Regions from separate parts of the Homo sapiens genome. Here region 2 is linked to region 1. A link is a contact called in ENCODE Hi-C or POLR2A ChIA-PET data. All regions are on one chromosome and are shown on one strand. Each heading gives the region's core, a stretch centred on a gene start or an enhancer-like site at or near the end of the contact. The rest is flanking DNA. Distances are from core to core; before and after follow the strand shown. Region 1 holds the start of RIF1 (replication timing regulatory factor 1). Region 2 holds the start of ARL6IP6 (ARF like GTPase 6 interacting protein 6).

Region 1 (6,135 bases), core at 2,358-4,857:
CTGAACACGACATATAAACATGTTCTATTTTACCTGGTATGGTTCCTACTCTGAAAGAATTCAATTATCCTTTCATTGCTTAAAATTGCTTATTGTCCTATTATCAACCTTCCATGTGCATCCAAATAATTTCAGGTACAAATCCTATTTACGAACAATGCAACTTGACTCAAAATGTATGCAGTAAGGCTGGGCACAATGGCCCAGGCTTACTTTGGGAGGCCAAGGTGGGCGGATCACCTGAGGTCGGCAGTTCGAGACCAGCCTGATCAACATGGAGAAACCCCCGTCTCTACTAAAAATACAAAAAAAAAAGTAGCTGGGCGTAGTGGCACATGCCTGTAACCCCAGCTACTTGAGAGGCTGAGGCAGGAGAACGGCTTGAACCCAGGAGGTGTTCAAGCCATTGCACTCCAGCCTGGGCAACAAGAGCAAAACTCCGTCTCAAAAAAAAAAAAAGTATGCAATAGAATTCCTGATCCTATAAATACTCAATACACGAAAGTGCATGTCTTCACATCTAATTATTATAATATGGAATATGATAATGAAGAAAATGGAATAAACACTGATATTAAGTAACTAGCACACAATAAAGTTTCTGCTTACACAAAAAATGTTGATGACTGTGACACCACCAAGAGTAGGCAGTATCTCTGTTAATACTTCGCCAAAAATCACGTTAAAATGTACATGTCTGGATGAAACACTTGTTTAAAGGCACACGGCTGGGCACGGTGGCTCACACCTATAATCCTAGCCCTCTGAGAGGCCAAGGCGGGTGGATCACCTGAGGTCAAGAGTTCAAGATCAGCCTGGTCAACATGGTGAAAGCCCGTCTCTACTAAAAATATTAGCTGGGTGTGGTGGGGGCATGCCTGTAATCCCAGCTACTCAGGAGGCTGAGGCGGGAGAATCACTTGAACCTGGGAGGCAGAGGTTGCAGTGAGCTGAGATTGTGCCACTGCACTCCAGCACGGGCGACACAGCAAGACTCTGTCTCAAACAAACAAAAAGCACAAAAGCTGGGCATGGTGGCACCTACTTGTAATCTCAGCTACTAAGGAGGCTGAGGTGGGAGGATCGCTTGGACCCAGGAGTTCAAGACTGGCTTAGGCAACCTATCAAGACCCCCACCTCAATTTTAAAAATTAAAAACAAAAATAAAAGCACAAGAACAAGGTCATAATAAAAACAAACAAAAAAAATTAAAAAAAGAGAACAAGGTCATAAAAATGAGAACTCAAACTTTGGAGATAAAAGTTCAACTTTTTCATTCTAAAAACAAGGAAATTTAAAAGATGTTAAGGATAGTCAGGAAGCCATTAAGTAGGCAAGTGAAGACAGGAACACAGGTCCACAGTATGATGTCAAACATCATTTCCCTAAAGCAAAAATGATAACGGTTGTAGCAAAAACTGAGGGTGAATGAGGAAAAAGAAATTAATGCTACCTAGATTAGACCAAAGACAATTGTAATTTTAGAAGCACTTACTTAGATGTAGATTCCCAAAAGGAAAGAAAACAGATTAATCTCTGATCTCTGCTTTCAAGAGCACAAACTCAGATTCAAGTGCCCCTAGGCAACTTTAGGCAAATTAAATTAATTTCTTCACCTGCAAAGTGATCATTAAGAAATAATCTCATGGAACCATGGAGAGTTAAGTGATAAAGCGTGTAAGGTAATTAAGAAAGTACCTGAGAAGCTTTAAGTAACAATAAAGAGTATTATAATCAGTATTATTGCTGTTATTTTAGATTCAAAGCTTTTGAGTCAACTGGCAAAACTTTTAAAAACCACCAAAAGTGGCTGGACACAGTGGCTCACTCCTGTAATCCCAACACTTTGGGAGGCTGAGGCAGGCGGATCACCTGAGGTCGGGAGTTCGAGACCAGCCTGACCAACATGGAGAAACCCCTTCTCTACTAAAAATACAAAATTAGCCGGGGCGGTGGCGGATGCCTATAATCCCAGCTATTCAGGAGGCTGAGGCAAGAGAATCGCTTGAACCCGAGAGGCGGAGGTTTCAGTGAGCCGAGCCCGAGCCTGAGCCATTGCACTCTCGCCTGGGCAACAAGAGCAAAACTACACCTCAAAACAAAAAAACAAAACCAAAAAAAAAAACCAAACTACCAAAAGTGAAAAACTGTTTAACAAACAGATACATACCTTTAAAACTTTGTACAGCCGAGGAAGTTTTTTCTCAATTTCTGTAATTACTTCTTTTCCTTCTTCTCCAGTCATACGACTTAAAAAGCAGGAAGAACACAAGTTTAAGTAGTTGACAGGAAAAAAAAAAATACTCTCAAAAATACATGTACAATCTTTTTAAAAATTACTTTCTAACTCCTGCAAATGAATTGACCCAGTAGGTAAGGTCCTTAAGGGTATACAGAATATATAATGCAATATATATCAGAAATGAAAGTAGAAAAACCCTCAGAATAAGTTTTTACATCGAGTACATGCAAGTTGTGACAACCTGACTCCAAAAAGACAGAACAGGGATCCCTATTCCTAGTTACTAACGATTTGCTAAGCCTTTCCAAAGGGTTTTACAAAACTTTAGTACATTTCTATGAAAATTACTTTGAAGCATTTTGCAATTAATAAAAATCAGTGTATTGCTCTGTTAAAAAAACTCTGGGTAGCCACATTTTCCCAACACATCGGAGGTTTACACTGAAGACCCCTCCTCCAACAACTACTTCCAACCGAAACTTTTAAAAATCCCTCGCTTGCAAAACACACGTGCATGCTCCCTCGTTCCAAACACACACCTCAAGCGCAGCAGCAGCAGTACCCGGGAACGTCACCTAGAATACATCTCCCCCGCCCCCCAAGGCGTCCGCGACTCGGGCGTCCTCACATTTGCTAGACTTCTAGAACTCACATTCATTCTACGCGCCCCTCCCAACCACCTTCTTTCTCCCCACTATAGAGCGCCCCACTCTCCGCTACGCCCCGTGGCGGACCTCACCTGGTCAGAGTCAGGTAAGCGTCAGTCTGCCCTCCATGGGAGGCAGAAGGGTCTTCCAAAGTCTCCAACAGCGGCGCGAGGGGGCTCTGACCCCTGGCCGTCATGTCGGCCACCCTGAGGCCCGAACCGGAAGAGGAGAAAATCCAGTGACCGATGGAAACAGCCCCGCGGCGGCCCAGTGTGAGTCCGGCCCTCACACCCGCACGCCCGCCCGGGCCTCACAGCCACGCCGCGTCTGCACCCCAGGCCTCCGAATCACCAAACCCCAGCGCGAACCTCCTCCGGCGCCCGACACCAGACACCTGAGCCCACGCCACATTCGGGCCTGGGCCCGCTCCCGCCACCACTTTCCCGGGCAGCTTTCAACAGAGGGAGGAGATCGGCGGAGGGCGGGAGAAGCCCGGGGAACGAGGCATCTCGCCGCGAGGGGGCGGAGGGTGGGCAGACTGAGGGTTCCCCGCGGCCTACCACTGTCACCCCGATATTTATCCCACCTAGGAAGATCAGGACAGGGTTCTCTCCGCCTCTGCCCCTCAGCACCCAGACGCTGCCAGAGCTCGACTTTCCCAGCTCCGGCTGTTTACTCACGCGTGCGGCGCGCTCCCTCCTAGACCAAGATGGCGGCTGGGCGGGCCCAGGAGTGCGCGGGAGTAGGTTAGGCCTGGCGGGAGAAGTTCGAGCCAATCCAACAGTCAGCGGCACACCGGAGTTATCGATCGCCTCCCTTCCCATCCCTTCCCATCCCTTCCCTGCCCAGCTGCCGCGTCACGCCCCTCTGGTGAGCATCAGGTGGTGGTGTTTTGCCTAAGGCGAGAGACTTGAAATTCAAAATGTGAGTTAATTGCTCAGACTCACTAGACTGAACATAGTGGGCCCTCAGACTAAGTGTTCAAACTCCAAGTCCAGTGCTTGTTGAAGTTTTAGCAACAAATCAGTTAGCAAAAGGAGATAACGTACTGTTGGGTTTAAGACTAAGAGCTGGCCGGGCGCGGTGACTCACACCTTGTAATCCAAGCACTTTGGGAGGCCGAGTCTGAGGTCAGGAGTTCGAGACCAGCCTGGCCAACACATGGTGAAACCCCGTCTCTACTTAAAAAAAACAAAAATACAAAAATTAGTTGGGTGTGGTGGCGCACGCCTGTAGTCCCAGCCACTTGGGAAGCTGAGGCAGGAGAATCGCTTAAACCCGGGAAGCGGAGGTTGCAGTGGGCCGAGATCACGCCACTGCACTCCAGCCTGAGCGACAGAGTAAGAGTAAGACTCCGTCTCTCAAAAAAAAAAAAAAAGAAAGAAAGAAAAAGAAAAGAACTGTATCTCAAGCTGGTCTAGATTCCAGCTGGTCTAGGTTCCATGTGACTTTAGCAAGTTAATTAACCTATGCCTCAATTTCCTCCTCTATAAAATAGGGCTTTTAATAGGTGAAGTGAGAAAAGGTTGGAGAGGCCAATGGTTCTCAGGTCTTAAGCGTACATAACAATGGCCTGGGGATATTCGTTATTAAACTGCAGATTCCTGGGCCCCGCCCATATGCATTGTAATTCAGTAGATTTAGGTAGCTCCCGAGGATGTGCATTCTTCTGTTAGGCCCCTGGGGGGTTGAAGGGTGGGATTTGGCCAGGGCTTCTTCCCTAGAGAAACGTCAGTAAACACAATGACAGTCATTTCTCCTTACTGTGAATATGCTGCTCCTCCCCCGCCTTTTTTTTTTTTTAAGACGGAGCCTCGTTCTTTCGCCCAGGCTGGAGTGCAGTGGTGCGATCTCGGCTCACTGCAACCTCTGCCTCCCGGGTTCAAGCGAGTCTCTGACTCAGCCTCCCGAGCAGCTGGGATTACAGGCGCCCGCCACCACACCTGGCTAATTTTTGTACTTTTAGTAGAGACGGGGTTTCACCATCTTGGCCGTGCTGGTCTCGAACCCCTGACCTCGTGATCCACCCGCCTCGGACACCCAAAGTGCTGGGATTACAGGCGTGAGCCACCGCGCCCGGTCTGCTTCTCCCCTTTTCATATGCCTTCGTGCACTCTCCACAACAGACAGGATTGCATTAACTCTAAATCAGACACATGAAGCCCAGCAGCAATGGAACTCTCCATCATGGGTTCCTGGCCCAGGATTTGAGCCCTCACTCACATGTGCTGCAACTCTCAGCTCTAGAAGTGGGATGTTGCTTTTTGCTCTTCTTTGTGTCATCTGCACTTAGCAAAATGACTGCCAAACGACGCAGTACATACATAGTATGCTTATATATATATTTATTTATTTATATGTATTTATATATATTTATATTTATTTACATATATTTATATATATACACACACACACATACATATATACATATACATATATATATATATATATATATTTTTTTTTTTTTTTTTTTTTTTTTTTTTTTTGAGACGGAGTCTCGCTCTATCACCCAGGCTGGAGTGCACTGACCTGATCTCAGCTCACTGCATCCTCCGCCTCCTGGGTTCAAGCGATTCCCCTGCCTCAGCCTCCCGAGTAGCTGGGATTACAGGCATGCGCCACCACGCCCAGCTAATTTTTTGTATTTTAGTATAGACAGGTTTCACCATGTTGGCCAAGATGGTCTTGATCTCCTGACCTCGTGATCAGCCCGCCTCGGCCTCCCAAAGTGCTGGGATTACAGACTTGAGCCACCACGCCTGCCTCTACCCATTCATTAGAACATAAATTCTGTGAGAACAGGGATTTTGCTTTATTTTTTTCATAATTTCCCATTTGTAATGAAAGGACTACGGTGGTCATGTTGCTTGTATTTCTTTCATATGTATGGTTCTTTGATCTTCCAAAAATGTTATGTTTTAAATTTTATTATTTTTAAAGACAAGGCCTTGCTCTGTCACCTGGGTTGGAGTGCAGTGGTGTGATTGTGACTTACTGCAGCCCTGAACTTCTTGGGCTCAAATGATCCTCCTGCCTCAGCCTTATAAGTAGCTCAAAAATGTTATGTAAGATTTTATCATTGTCATTCCTGTGCCTAAAGTTCTCCAGCCATTCCCATCAGTAACAGGATGGATTTCAAAACTTTTGACATAACATGCAAGCCTATCATGATTGGGCCACTGCTTGTCCTTCATCTCCAGATTACTCCCACTTCATCAGATTCTGAACAGTCTGCTAAGATCTCCA
Region 2 (3,322 bases), core at 454-2,953, 1.3 Mb before region 1:
ATAGGATGAGAGTACTGTTTATTCCCTAAGGTAGTGGTAAACACTAAAGGGCATACTAGGTGGAGTTCAGTTCCTTTCTCTATTCTTCCAAATAAGCACAGTTCAATGTCTTCTGCAATGGAATTCCACTTATCATGGTTTTGTGACTTTATGATACAAAGGCAATGTCTCCGAGCAAAACAGAAATAAACCACCTAGGAGACAAAACTATCAGAATTGCAAAAAAGGGCAAAAAAGTGGGGAGGGGAATGATAAATGAAACATTGGCAGCCAATCATTTAAGACTGACAGCTTGCATTTTATGCACATTCAGTTTACCATTTTATGAAGAGGTAAAACCCACATCAACTGGCCAAAGTGTCTTCTGTATGAAAATCAAGCATTGTAAGGTTTTAGATGCCATGCCATCTGTAGCCCACTAAACGCTGGGAAGCAATGAGGACAAATAAAAACTGGAGTTAAATAGATTTAATTATATTTAATGAAGTACAAAAATAACACTTCAGTGACAATGTTTTGGGTGCTTTTCATACAACAAAGTTCTTTTGTTTTTTTTTTTTTTTTTTTTTTTTCAGTAACTTGGCAAAGGTCACAAACTAGTGAGAATGGAAATTTAAACTTAACTCTGCTTCTTTCCACTATAATATACACTAGCCAACTAAATTATACAACCGTATGCCTTGCAATAAACTTCAACCGGCCAATATTTCAACTTCAGACAGAAAAACAAAATTATTAGAGGACGAGTGGACTATACTTTCTGCAACAGAACTCCGTGCACTACACCTGGATACAAACTTAAAAACTGAGAGGCTAATTATTTTACCTATAAAAGAAGAAATTTGGACTATGCGATGAAAATCTTTGTCCCTCAAGATTCTGTGTAGAGGAATTGGTGGACAGCACATCTTTATTTGTGGATGAAGGCCATTGAACATGGCCTATTTTAATTATATGCACTTTTCACTGTCTCCTTTTAATGGTGGGTGTTTCGCATTTTGTTTAATCTTCACAATATTTCATCCCCAGTGTTCAAGGACTTGAAGATATTTCTTCAAGAGTACCCATTTAATCAAACGATCCTTTTTAAAAATACGTCTCCTGATCATGGATCAGGACGCTCCACTTAGAAAAGGCAAAGGGCGGGAGAGCAAAGTAAGATGCAAATGAGGACTCTGGGTGAAAGCAGCTGCCAGCCTGAGGGCTTAGCGCGAGGGAAAGGGAGATGGGTGGAGACGAGAGCCACACCCTGGCTCAACTTTACTCTGGACAGACTTTCAAGGCGTCGGCTTCAATACCTTTAACGATCAAGTAGGCGATGGCGAGGAGGAAGGCGAGAAGAATGGCGAAGAGCAGCGAGCAGAGAATAGAGAGGACCTGGACCGGCCACCGCCGAGGCTGGGCTCTGCTGCCCGCGGCCGCGGGAAAGATACCATTGCGCTTATCGGGCAGAACGGGCGACCCGTTCCCGTCCGGCGGGAGCACCGAGCGCTTTCTGGGCTCTGACCACGCCCCAGCCGAGAACTCCGCCCGCAGGTCGCGGGCCACTTGGTCGCATCCCTCCTCCTCGTCGACTTCGCCTTCACCCCAGCTGTCCCCCTGAGTAAAGGAGGAATACGATGGCCGAGCCACAGGGCCCGGGGTGCCGGGACCGCGGCGCCGCAGAGCCGACCGCCACCCGCTCTCAGCAAACGACATGGCGCGAAACACAACGAAACCCGCGGAGAACGAGCCTCTCCCACCTGCCCCGCCCCGGGTCCGCAACAGCCAATCCGCGGCAGTGGCCGCTACCACCAGGCCTCAGAGCCCAGGGGTAAACCACGGAGAGCAAGGGTGGGCGGCGGGTTGCAAAGGAAGCCGCAGGGCCAAAGGAGAGGCGGAATGCGCTTCGACCAGAGCTCGACCCCAGGGCTGTAGCCGGAAAGGGGAGCAGGAAAGCGCGCAGGGAGAAGCGAGCGGAGGCCGAAGGCTGTCGAGTATCCACTCCCTGCGGGGCTTCGTCCCGGCCGGAGACCTCCGCCACCCCCGCGTCACCAACGGGAGCGCGCGCCCCGACAGCCCCAAAGCCTCATCTTTTCGACGCCGGGTCCTAGCGCCCGCTCGCGCCCTCGGAGACACATTCCCGAACCTATTTGTCTTCTCCCTTCTTCCCCACTACGCTCACACTCTTCTCCAGGTTCCCCCATTAAGGGCACCTCTCTACCTGGCGCTCTCGCGGTTCCTTAACTGCTCACCCCCATCTCCCTTTAGTGTGGTTCTCCCCACCCGTACTACAACTTCCCTCCCGCTACTCGACACGCCTCCTTCCCCAGGCGCGCGCTCTCCACCTGGTGCGTACGGAGATCGAACCCTCTCCTCCGAACCCCTCCTTTCGCCTTCCCCGCCTCCTCCCCTCCGCCTCGAGCACCGCGCGCGCGCATTCGGTCCCAGCCACCGCTAACACTACAGGCTGCTTACCCCCGCCCCCTCCACCCTACCCCTGGCGGCCTCAGGTTTGTGGGGCGTACGTAACTCGGGCGGGGAGGGTGAAGGTGGCAGACCCCCACTGCCCCACCCCCTACGGGGTGAGGCGGTCTAAGCTCGGGAAGCTGGGACACTGTTGTCTTCCCTTCCCCTGGGGAAGTTGGTAGAGTTTTCCCGACGGAGGACTCGGCGCAGAAACTTCCTCCGTCCTCCTCCTCCCCCCCCCCCATGCAGGCGACGCCGAGTGAGGCTGAGGCTGGGGGCGAATCGCCGCAGAGCTGCGTGTCGGCGGCGCATTCTGATTGGACAGCGGGGAAGCCCGTCAGCCTGTTGGCCCCGCTGATCCCGCCCCGTAGCGCAGGGCAGCCTTTAACCTTTAGCCCCAGTGGGCGCCAGCCACTCAGATCGCTTCTTGTTGGTATGTGTAGCGGCAGTGGCCGCCGGCGGAGCAGTCTGAGCCCGACGATGAGGCCGGGGACGGGAGCTGAGCGTGGAGGCCTCATGGTGAGTGAAATGGAGAGCCATCCTCCCTCGCAGGGTCCTGGGGACGGGGAGCGGAGATTGTCCGGCTCAAGCCTCTGCTCCGGCTCTTGGGTCTCTGCTGACGGCTTCCTGAGGAGACGGCCCTCGGTAAGGGATCAGTGGGGCAGGGGGAAGGCGGCACAATGAAAAACGGAGTGAGAAACAGGAAGCTTTCTCCGAAAGGAGAAGAAGATAAGAGTGGACGAAGGAAGAACTCGAGATGGTGGGATATGTTCTGAGGGAGAGAAGTGGAGGGTGGAAATGCACAAAGAGAAGGATGTGAGACCCTGGAAGTTCCCCGTGGGCTTGGCCTAGACAGATGCGTGGTGAAGGTGCT

What was found. A loop is a pair of places that touch in the nucleus more often than their neighbours do. ChIA-PET counts read pairs that join two places held with the same protein, here RNA polymerase II (POLR2A). Pooled maps may share reads with other maps.
Region 2: a loop to region 1 is called in a map of CD8-positive, alpha-beta T cell, with 23 times the contacts of the local background. The contact joins the promoter of ARL6IP6 here to the promoter of RIF1 in region 1. A Hi-C loop is called at or near these places in 4 of 168 maps with a recorded cell type or tissue (CD4-positive, alpha-beta T cell, CD8-positive, alpha-beta T cell and naive thymus-derived CD4-positive, alpha-beta T cell) and 12 of 50 pooled maps. POLR2A ChIA-PET finds 5 or more read pairs at or near these places in 1 of 52 experiments (BJ).

What each region holds. Positions count from the first base shown.
Region 1 is chr2:151,407,374-151,413,508 of GRCh38, reverse strand. RIF1 (replication timing regulatory factor 1) reads right to left here and starts at 3,607. Exons shown (of 36, transcript NM_018151.5): 1 at 3,476-3,607; 2 at 2,982-3,095; 3 at 2,171-2,249. The coding sequence starts at 3,085. RefSeq lists enhancers at 3,535-3,694, 3,299-3,997, 3,998-4,696 and a silencer at 4,400-4,694.
Region 2 is chr2:152,717,001-152,720,322 of GRCh38, reverse strand. ARL6IP6 (ARF like GTPase 6 interacting protein 6) reads right to left here and starts at 1,703. Exons shown (of 4, transcript NM_152522.7): 1 at 1,299-1,703. The coding sequence starts at 1,698. PRPF40A (pre-mRNA processing factor 40A) reads left to right here and starts at 2,862. Exons shown (of 26, transcript NM_001365597.4): 1 at 2,862-3,093. The coding sequence starts at 2,884. RefSeq lists enhancers at 1,193-1,392, 1,443-1,492, 1,533-1,732, 1,963-2,052, 2,073-2,142 and 2 more and a silencer at 2,363-2,462.